2 separate regions of the Homo sapiens genome follow, and region 2 is linked to region 1. The links are chromatin loops, found by intact Hi-C in ENCODE. Cell type or tissue: IMR-90. All regions are shown on one strand. Links, peaks and the distances in the headings refer to the core of each region. The heading gives the core; the rest is flanking DNA.

Region 1 (5,384 bases), core at 147-5,146:
AATGTTAATAACTAATTCAAACTAGTAAAATAACTTTGAGGGCCAAAGAAGCATGTGTGCTGGCCATATTCTCCAAGGGATGCCAGCTTGTGACCTCTGACCTAAAAATGACTTCTAAAGAGTGCAGCTTCTCAAATAAATCAAGTATGTATTGTACATGACAGTCTTTTGAAAGTTCAGAGGTTTTTGCAAAGCATGCAAGATTTTCCATTACTTGGTTGTCTCTACTGTCAGCTACACTCAACCACAAATATTTAATTGCTGTTTCATCTTCTGTACTTTGGCATGTATCTGTTCTCTTTGCTTTGACTATCCATTCCCCTTCATCCGTCTAGCTAGCTTTGATTCATCCTTCAAGATGCAAACCAAATTTCACCTCCTCTGTGAATATTTTCTGGTTTCCCTCCATTACAGTTGCCCACTAGTGCAATTCTCCACCCTGGGCCATGTTGTGCTGGAATCATTTGTTTATATCATTGTTTCCCCTATAAATGCTCAGACGTCAGGGACCAAGTCTTATTCCTAACATCTAGGAAGTGTTAGGCACAGAGTAGATGCACTCACTAACTATTGCAGCATAACCAATCACTCCACAACTTAGCAGCTTGAAACAGCAAACATTTATTGTCTCAGTTTCTGTGGGTTAGGAATTTGGGCATGGCTTTCCTGTGTATCTCTGGCTTGAGGTTGCTTACCAGGTTGCAGTCAGACCTCAAAGTCTCTTACCAGGTTGCAGTCAGAGTACATGCTGGAGCTGTGGTCTCATGTGAAGTCTCAGCTGGGGAGAATCTGCTTCTAGGCTCCCTCCCATGGTTTTTGGAAGGTTTCAGTTATTTGTAGGCTGTTGGAGCTAAGGGTCTAGGGTCTCGGTTTCTTGCTGACTGCTGGCCAGAGGACTTCCTCAGTTCTTTGTCACTGGGATCCTTGGACAGCTCACAACATGGCAGCTGGCTTCCCTTGGAGTGAGAGTGAGAGAGTGCTCCAGACGGAAGATGCCATCTCTTTGTAATCTAATTCCAGAAGTGACATCTCTCCTCTTCTGCATTCTGCTTGCTAGAAGTCGGCCACTAAATAAAGCCCACACACAAGCGGGGAGGGAATTACACAAGAGTGGGGCTACCAGGAGGCAGGGAGTATTGAGGTCATCCAAGAAGCTGCGTACCGAAATGCCCTGCTTATAGTTATGTGCTGTGGTTACTCAGCCTTGGGATTCAGATTGCCCAGGTTCAAATCTTAGTCCTGTCACTCTGTGAAAGTTTACTTACCTGTAATGGGCATCAAGGGCTTCTTGACCCATAGAATTGATATGGGGACTGTGTTTAACAGAATGCCTGCTTGCCTCTAAAAAGGTGACCTATGATTAATGTTGTTTTAAGAAATGATGATGATGATTTTTTTTTTTTGAGATAGGTTCTCTCTCTGTCACCCAGGCTGGGGTGCAGTGCCATGAACATGACTCACTGCAGCCTGGACCTTCTGGACTTAAGTGGCCTCCTGAGTAGCTGGGACCACACGTGAATGCCACCATGCTTGGGTAATTTTTAAAATTTTTGTAAAGAGAGGGTCTCACCATGTTGCCCAGGCTGATCTTGAACTCCTGGGCTCAAGGAATCCTCCTGCCTTGGGCTCCCTAAGAGTTGGGATTACAGGTGTGAGCCACCGTGTCTGGCCAAAGTAATGATTATTGAATGTATCATAGGTATCTAGGTAAGAGAGTGACCATACGAAAAAATGGAAGAAGCATGACTGGTTATATGCTCAGTTCTCTGAATCACCCCCTCCGACTCAAGTTCCTCATTTCTAGATTTTTTCCTTCCTATAAATTAGCTTGATCTTTCCCTGGTATGACTCCTACAACTCTGCCCCGGCCTCCAAGTCTAAGTGAGCTCTCCCTATTGTGCTCAAATCCTGTCCTTTTCCCACACCAGATCATTTTAACCCTTGCCATTCTTCAAGCCAACAATTCTCCCAACAATTTATTTCTTCCGCTCCCACCACTCCAGTGCTCAGTCAGTGAGTGATTCTGGGAAGAGTGGTCTGGCTGGGTTGGATGGCCAGGTCTATTTCAAGTTCATCTCAGCTGTCTGGTCATTTTTTATTTAAAAAAAAAAAAAGCTTTGGGAAGTAGTCTATTTAAACACACGTAAGCAGCTGTTCCTCCCTTTCCACCTGCTTTCATCCCTTTCTCAGCAGATGGGATCATCATCTATTTTATTGAAATAACAATAATACCCCCAAGTTTTGTTTTGTTTCATTTTGTTTTTATGAGACGGACTCTTACTCTGTCTCCCAGGCTGAAGTGCAGTGGCACGATCTTGGCTCACTGCAACCTCTGCCTCCTGGGTTCAAACGATTCTCCTGGCTCAGCCTCCTGAGTAGCTGGGATTACAGATTTGCGCCACCATGCCTGGCTAATTTTTGTATTTTTAGTAGAGATGGGGTTTCACCATGTTGCCCAGGCTGGTCTTGAACTCCCGACCTTAAGTGATCCACCAGCCTTGGCCTCCCAAAGTGCTGGGATTACAGGCATGAGCCACTGTGCCCCGCAAATACCCCCAAGTTTACTGACCTCTTAACTATGTTAGATGCCAATCTAAGCCCCTTTAATGGATTATCTCCATTGTCACAATAACTCCTACGAAGATAGTACTGGGACTATCCTATTTTACATATAAGGAAAGTTAGGCTCAGAGATATGGAATGATTGACAAATGTCCAACAGTAGAGCTGAGATGTGAATCCATGTTAACCTGATCCCCAAATTGAAGCTCTTACCCACTTTTACTGAAAAGCCGTTTGGATTCTTTAGTCCACCTACTTTCTATCTCTGCTTAATGGGCTGCAAGATGCCCATTTCACTGAACTTGTTTCTCCTAAGGACCTGCAGGCTGCTTTGCTGAATGCTCCTCCTCCGCCTTGATCCTGCTTTGGCATTCCAAACTGCTGGGTTTGTGATCCTTTTTGGATCTCTTCACTAGTTTATGGGGCTCTGCATGCTCTTGGCTCTCCAACAACCACTAGAACTTCTTACTGACCGGCTGTTTTCATTCCATCCCTTAAATGTCAGCATGTTCTGAGGTTCTGTCTCAGCCTTCCTTGCAGGCTACACATTCTCCCTGGGTGACCTCATGTCCTCTCGTAGCTCCAGAATCGTTGCTTCTTAAATAATCTCTCTGTTAATTTTTTAGTCCCTGCTTTTATTTGAAGCTTCTGATCTGCCTTTCTAACCAGTGGGTGTTCTGGGAGTGCTTCAAAATCAGCTTGACTCAACTCAATGTCATCTTTCCCGAAATACTCTCTTCACCCGTGTTCCTTAGCCTAGTAGTAAAAACAGTCTACCCAGTCTGGACTTTAGTTAACAAATTCTGTTTATTTCTCCAAAGCAGTACCAGCGATTATTCCTCTGGAAAGACCTCTGTCTCAGCTCAATTTTCCTCTACCATTTGACTGGACTATTGCAATAATTTCCTAAGGGTCTCTCTGTCTTCAGAATCCTCACTGCTATCCATCTCCAAAGACATAGACCTATTTATGTTATTTGGCATCTTGAATTTTTCCTGCTATATATTTCATAAATACCAGATTTCTTGGACTAGCATTCCATGACCTTCTCATATTGCCCACACTGACTTTGCTAAGTTTATTTAATTATTAAAAGTACTATGTGGGGCTGGGCGCAGTGGCTCACTCCTATAATACCAGCACTTTGGGAGGCTGACGCTGGAGGATTACTGGAGCCAGGAGTTTGAGACCAGCCTGGGCAATATGGAGAAACCTTGTCTCTACGAAGAAAAATGCAAAAATTAGCTGGATGCGGTGGCACGCCTGTAGTCCCAGCTACTTAGGAGGCTGAGGTGGGAGGATCGCTTGAGCCCAGGATATGGAGGATGCAGTGAGCTGTGACTGCACCACTGCACTACAGCCTGGGCAACAGAGCGAGATCCTGTATCAAAGTCCCAGCTACTTAGGAGGCTGAGGTGGGAGGATCGCTTGAGCCCAGGATATGGAGGATGCAGTGAGCTGTGACTGCACCACTGCACTACAGCCTGGGCAACAGAGCGAGATCCTGTATCAAAAAAATAAATAAATAAAATAAAAAGTACTATGTGATAATTACTGATAGAAAAGCTCTTCATTTTTATAGGTTTATCTTACAACCATACAGCATCTGAAATTTCTACTTTAAGTGGTAGATATAATGGATCACAGTGATAGATTCTCCTGCATCAGCCTCCCAAGTAGCTGGAATTACAGGTGCCCACCATGATGCCCAGCTATGATGTTAAGCCATTCTTGTGCTCCTAATATAAGTGTATTATTCTTTTGATGAACTGATGAGCTTAATTTTCTAATATTTATTTACAAATGTGTATCTGTATTCATAAATGAATTTGTCTGTGGCTTTCTGTTTTTGTGCTTTCTTCATCAGGCTTAACTAATAAGGTGATTCTAATTTCATAAAAGTAGTAATATCAAATATGTATGCATGTGGGCCTTAATAGGCACCAGACACTGTTCTAAGCAGTTGATAGTTATAAACTCACTTAATCTTCACAACAATCTCCATGAAGTAGAGTTTCCTCGTCATTTAACAGAGAAGGGAGTGGAGAAAGGAAGAGAATAAATAACTTGCCCAAGGTCACACAGCCAGTAAGTATTATAGCCATGACTTGAACAAGGCAGAATGGTTCTAAGAGCTTTGTGCAAAGTGCTTTGCTAACTTCTTCGAAGTCATAGTCAACTTGGGGAGTTTCATTTTTTTCTGTAGTCTAAGATACTTTAATAATATAGGAAGAATTATCTTTTTTTTAAGGCTTGGTAAACTTGGATGTAAATCTATGCAAGTGTGGTGATTTTTAAAATGGTAGATCTTGACCTTTCCAATCGTTCATGTTATTGATCTGTTTAGGTTTTCTTCTTCTTTGGTCAATTACTTAAGTTTTAATTTTGTTAGACTTTCTTCAATTTCCCTTTGATATTTAAATCTGTTGCCATGGCCTTGCACAGATTTGAAGATATTGCTCCATTGTTTTCCAGTTAATATTTGTTGTTAATTAAAAATGTGATGCCAATCAGATTATTGTCTCCCCTATACTTTCTATATTGATTTCTTTCTTTTTCTTTCTAATTCTTTTTTTTCTCTCTCTCTCTTTTTAGTAGAGTTTCTCTGTGTTGCCCAGGCTGGAGTGCAGTGGCGTGATCTTGGCTCACTGCAACCTCCACCTCCCAGGTTCAAGCAATTCTCCTACCTCAGCCTCCCTAGTAGCTGGGATTACAGGTGTGTGCCACCATGCTTGGGTAATTTTTGTATTTTGTATTTTTTTTTTTAATGGAGTCTAGCTCTGTTGCCCAGGCTGGAGAGCAGTGGTGTGGTCTCGGCTCAC
Region 2 (5,384 bases), core at 291-5,290, 1.1 Mb before region 1:
TACAAAAACTAGCCGGGTATGATAGCAGGCTGCTGTAATCCCAGCTACTTGGGAGGCTGAGGCAGGAGAATTGCTTGAACCTGGGAGGCAGAGGTGCAGTGAGCCGAGATTGCGCCACTGAACTCCAGCCTGGGCAATAGAGTGAGACTCAGTCTCAAAAAAAAAAAAAAGTGAAAAGACTTTAAAAAAATAACAGGCAAGGTCGGGCACGGTGGCTCACGCCTGTAATCCCAGCACTTTGGGAAGCCGAGGCGGGCCTATCACAAGGTCAGGAGTTTGAGACCAGCCTGGCCAATTGGTGAAACCCCCTCTCTAATAAAAATACAAAAATTAGCTGGGCACTGTGGCAGGCGCCTATAGTCCCAGCTACTCCAGAGGCTGAGGTGGGAGAATCTCTTGGACCTGGGAGGCAGAGGTTGCAGCGAGCCGAGATCATGCCATTGCACTCCAGCCTAGCGACAGAGCGACACTCTGTCTAAAAAAAACAAAAACAGAAACAAACAAAAAACAGGCAAACGCACTAAGCAAAGTTGCAGTAACTGTATTCATAGTAGACAAAGTAGACTTCAGAAGAAGGAATGTTATCAATGATAAAGAGGAAGACCATATTATGAAAAATGGGTCAATTAATCAAGAAGATAAAATAATCCTAAACATGTATGTGCATAACAACAGAGCTTCAAAATTCATGAAGCAAAAGCTGATAGAAGAGAATGGAGAAATAGACAAATCCACAATTACAGGTGGAGATTTCAATACTTCTCTTTTAGAAATTAACAGAAAACACTGGGCAGGGTGGCTCACATCTGTAATCCCAGCACTTTGGGAGGCCGAGGTGGGATGATAGTGTGAGCTCAAGAGTTAGAGACCAGCTAGGGCAACATAGTGAGATCCTGTCTCTACTAAAAACAACAACAACAGCAACAACAAATTAGTCAGACATGGTGGCATGTGCCTATAGTCCCAGCTACTTGGGAGGCTGAGGCAAGAGAATCATTTGAGCCCAGGAGGTTGAGGCTGCAGTAAGCAGTGATCATGTCACTGCACTCCAACCTGGGCAACAGAGCAAGACCCTGTCTCAAAAAAAAAAAAAGAAAAAACCCCACAAAGACAAAACACCAAAATCAAACAAACAAAAAAATAAATCAACGGAACAAGTAGAGAGAAAACCAATAAGTATATAGAAGATGTAAGCAATACTCTAACAAAACTTGGACCAATTGACATTTATAGAACACACTGCCCAACCACAAGAGAATACATGTTCTTTTTCAGTCAAATGGAACATTTACCAAGATAGACCATCTTCTGGGAAATAAAGCAAACCATAACAAATGTAAAAGAATAGTAACCATATAAAGTATCTCCTTTGATCACGATGGAATTGAATTAGAAACCAATAAGAAATATACTTGGGAAATTCTCAAATATCTAGAAGTTTTAATATACACTTAGAAATAACTCATAAATCAAAGAGGAACTCACAAAGGAAATTAGAAAATGTTTTGAATTGAACAGAAGTAAAAACTTCTGTTCAAAATTCATGGGATGTAACAAAAACAGTGCACAGAGGGAAATGTTTGGCATAAAATGCTAATATTAGAAAAGGGTCTTGGCCAGGTGCAGTGGCTCATGCCTGTAATCCTAGCACTTTGGGAGGCCGAGGCAGGAGGATCACTTGAGCCCAGGAGTTTGAGACCAGCTTGGGAAACATGGCGAAACCACATCTCTACAAAAAATACAAAAATTAGCCGGACATGGCGGTGTGTGCCTGTAGTCTCAGCTACTTGGGAGACTGAGGTGGGAGGACCACCTGAGCCCGGGAAGGTCAAGGCTGCAGTGAGCTGTGATCATGCCACTGCATTGCAGCCTAGGTGACAGGCAAGACCCTGTGTGAAAAAAGAAAAAGAAGAAGCAAAACAAGAAGAAAGGGGCTCAAATCAATGATCTGTGCTTTTATTAAGAAGTTAGAAAAATGAGAAAAAGAGCAAATCAAACCCAATTTAAACAGAAGGAGGAAATAATAAGATCAGAAACCAATAACATTTAAAAAACAAAATCAATTATGCCAAAACTGTTTCTTTGAAAACACCAATAAAAGCGATAAACGTCTTGCTAGACTAGTCAAGAAAAAAAGAAGACATGAATTTCCAGTATCAGAAATGAAAAACAAGGCATCAGTCCAGATTCTGCAGATATATAAAGGATAATACGGAAATATTATGAAATCTTTATATCAATAAATCTGACAACTTAGATCTTTTCCAAGAAAACTCCAGACCCAGATGGTTTTACTGGTAAATTCTACCAAATATTTAAGAAAGAAATAATACCAATTTAACACAAACTCTTTCAGAAGATTGAAGAGAACACTTCCTAGTTCATCTTATCAGTATTACCCTGATACTTTAATCAAAGACATAAGAAAACATAGACCAGTATTCTTCATGAATATAGATACAAAAGTCTTCAACAGAATATCAGCAAATCTAATCTAGCTAATATGAAAAGGAAAATAAATACAACTAAATGGGGCTAATTGTGGAATGCAGTGTTGATTCAACACTCAATGTTGAAATCAATCAGTGTAATTTACCATATCAACAGAAAAAGAATAAAAGCCCCATGACCATCTTACGTGATGTAGGAAAAGCATTTGATGAAATGCAACATCCACTCACGCTAAAAACTGTCAGCCCACTAAGAGTAGAAGTGCAATTCCTCAACCTGACAAAGTCCTCTACGAAAAAATGTGTGGCTGATATCCTGCAGAGGTGATATTACTGAATGCTTCTGTCCTAAGATTGGGAAAAAGGCAAGGATGTTTGTTTTTTCTACTTCTATTACAAATTATACTGGAGATCCTAGCCAGTAAAATAAGACAAGAAAAATAGATTAAAGGCATACAAATTGGAAAGGAAGAAATAAAACTCTATTAGGAAATGTTTAGCAAAGTCACAAGATACAAGGTCAATATATAAAAATCAATTGTATTTCTATATACTGGGAATGAACAACTGGAAATTTATATTCGTTATTTATTTATTTGAGACGGAGTTTTGCTCTTGTTGCACAGGCAATGTCTGTCTGGGCAATTGTCGTGCAATGGCGTGATCTCGGCTCACTGCAACCTCTGCCTCCCGGGTTCGAGTGATTCTCCTGCCTCAGCCTCCCAAGTAGCTGGGATTATAGGCATGTGCCACCACACCCAGCTAATTTGTATTTTTAGTAGAGATGGGGTTTCTCTATATTGATCAGGCTGGTCTCGAACTCCCTACCTCAGGTGATCTGCCTGCCGAGACAGTATCTTGCTCTGCTACTCAGGCTGGAATGCAGTGGTGCAATCATAGCTCACTGCAGCCTCAATCTCCTGGGCTCAAGTAATCCTCCCACCTCAGCCTCGTGAGTAGCTGGGATTACAGGTGCATGCCACCATGCCCAGCTAATTAAAAAAAAATTTTTTTTTTGTAGAAATGGAGTCTCACTATGTTGCCCAGGCTGGTCTCAAACTCCTTGCCTCTGGCCAGGCGCGGTGGCTCATACCTGTAATCCCAACACTTTGGGAGGCCGAGGTGGGCAGATCATCTGAGACCAGTGGCTCAAGACCAGCCTGGCCAACATGGTGAAACTCTGTCTCTACTAAAAATACAAAAAAATTAGCAGGGAGTGTTGGTGCACGCCTGTAGTCCCAGCTACTCAGGAGGCTGAGGCAGAATTGCTTGAACCTAGGAGACTAAGGCTGCAGTGAGCCGAGATCATCCCACTGCACCCCGGCCTGGGCCACAGAGAGAGACTTAGTCCCTGCTCCAAGAAAAGAACAAAAATGAATCTCAACCCATACCTTGCACCAATGGATTTTAGACCTAAATGTAATATTTAAAACCATACATCTTTTAGAATAAAACATAGGAAAAAATCTTTGTGACTCTGGAATGAGAAAATTTTCTTAAATATGATACCCAATTGCAAATCATAAGTGAAAAAATTAGTAAGTTTGATTTCAAAATTTAAAACCTCTGATCTTTGAGAGACATGGTTAAGAAAATGAAAAATGTGAACCACAGACTGGAAGAAAATATTTACAAAACAAAATGCCTATTCGATAAAAACTTCTATGTAGAATATGTGAAGAACTGTCACAATTCAATTATAAAATGACAATCAACCTAACTTAAAAAATGGTGGTCTGGGCACAGTGGCTCTTGCCTGTAGTCCCAGTACTTTGGGAGGCTGAGGTGGGAGGATCACTTGAGGCTCAGAGTTCAAGACCAGCCTGGGCAATGTAGGGAGACATCATCTCTACAAAAAATTAACAATTAGCTAGGTATTGTGGCATACACCTGTAATCCCAGTGACTCAGGACGCTGAAGTGGGAGGACTACCTGAGCCCAGGAGTTCAAGGTTGCAGTGAGCTATGATGATCATGTCACAGAACTCCAGCCTGGGTGACAGAGGAAGATCTAGTCAAAAAAATAATAATAATAAAAATAAAGGCAAAGTTTGTAATTAGGCTTTGTTTCCCTACCCAAATCTCATCTTGAATTGTAATCCCCATAATCCCCATGTGTCAAGGGCAGACTAGGTGGAGGTATTTGGATCATGAGGACAGTTTCCCCTATACGGTTCTCATGATAGTGAGTGAGTCTCAGGAGATCCGCTGGTTTTATAACCATCTGGCATTCCCTGTGCTTGCACTCACTCCATCCTGCTGCCCTGTGAAGAAGGTGCCTACTTCTCCTTTGCCTTCTGCCATGATTGTAAGTTTCCTAAGGCCTCCCCAGCAATGTGGAACTGTGAGTCAATTAAACTTTTTCCTTTATAAGTGACCCAGTCTCGGGTATTTCTTCATAGCAGTGTGAGACCCAACTAATACAGTTTGTATTCCATGGATGACTTGAAAAAACAAAATAAAAATGGGCAAAGATTTGAACAGACACTTCACCAAAGAAGATATACAAATGGAAAGTAAGTCCATGAAAAGATGCTCAACATTATTGGTCATTAGGAAAATGTAAATTAAAGCCCTAATGAGTCACCCGTACATAACAATTAGAATAGCTAAAATAAAAACTGAATACCAAGTGCTGACAAAGGATGTGGAGCATCCAGAACTCTCATACATTCTTGGTAGGAATTAAAATGATACATCTACTTTAAAAAACAGTTTGGCAGTTTCTTTTAAAGTTAAATATACAGCTGACATATGATCCAGAAATCCCACTGCTAGCTTTTTTCCCAAGAGAAACAAAAACTTATGGCCGGGCGTGGTGGCTCACGCCTGTATTCCCATTTGAGATCAGCCTGGCCAACACGGTGAAACCCTGTCTCTACTCAAAATACAAAAATTAGCCAGGCCTGGTGGCGCATGCCTGTAGTCCCAGCTA

What was found. A loop is a pair of places that touch in the nucleus more often than their neighbours do. Peaks named below come from ENCODE experiments on the same cell type or tissue, not always from the same donor. Only the 100,000 strongest peaks of a DNase experiment are listed, where the experiment ranks them.
Region 2: it touches region 1 in a loop (14-fold over the local background); 40 of 110 quality-filtered maps call a loop at or near these places.

The regions. Positions count from the first base shown.
Region 1 is chr16:22,692,022-22,697,405 of GRCh38, forward strand. No RefSeq gene overlaps it. Among named protein-coding and RNA genes, the nearest start is that of LINC02890, 81 kb to the left of the region's middle. In IMR-90, for the core only: no CTCF peak of the experiment used is centred there; a DNase peak (open chromatin) is centred at 3,100.
Region 2 is chr16:21,576,718-21,582,101 of GRCh38, forward strand. No RefSeq gene overlaps it. Among named protein-coding and RNA genes, the nearest start is that of METTL9, 20 kb to the right of the region's middle. In IMR-90, for the core only: no CTCF peak of the experiment used is centred there; no DNase peak of the experiment used is centred there; H3K27me3 peaks cover 1,177 bases.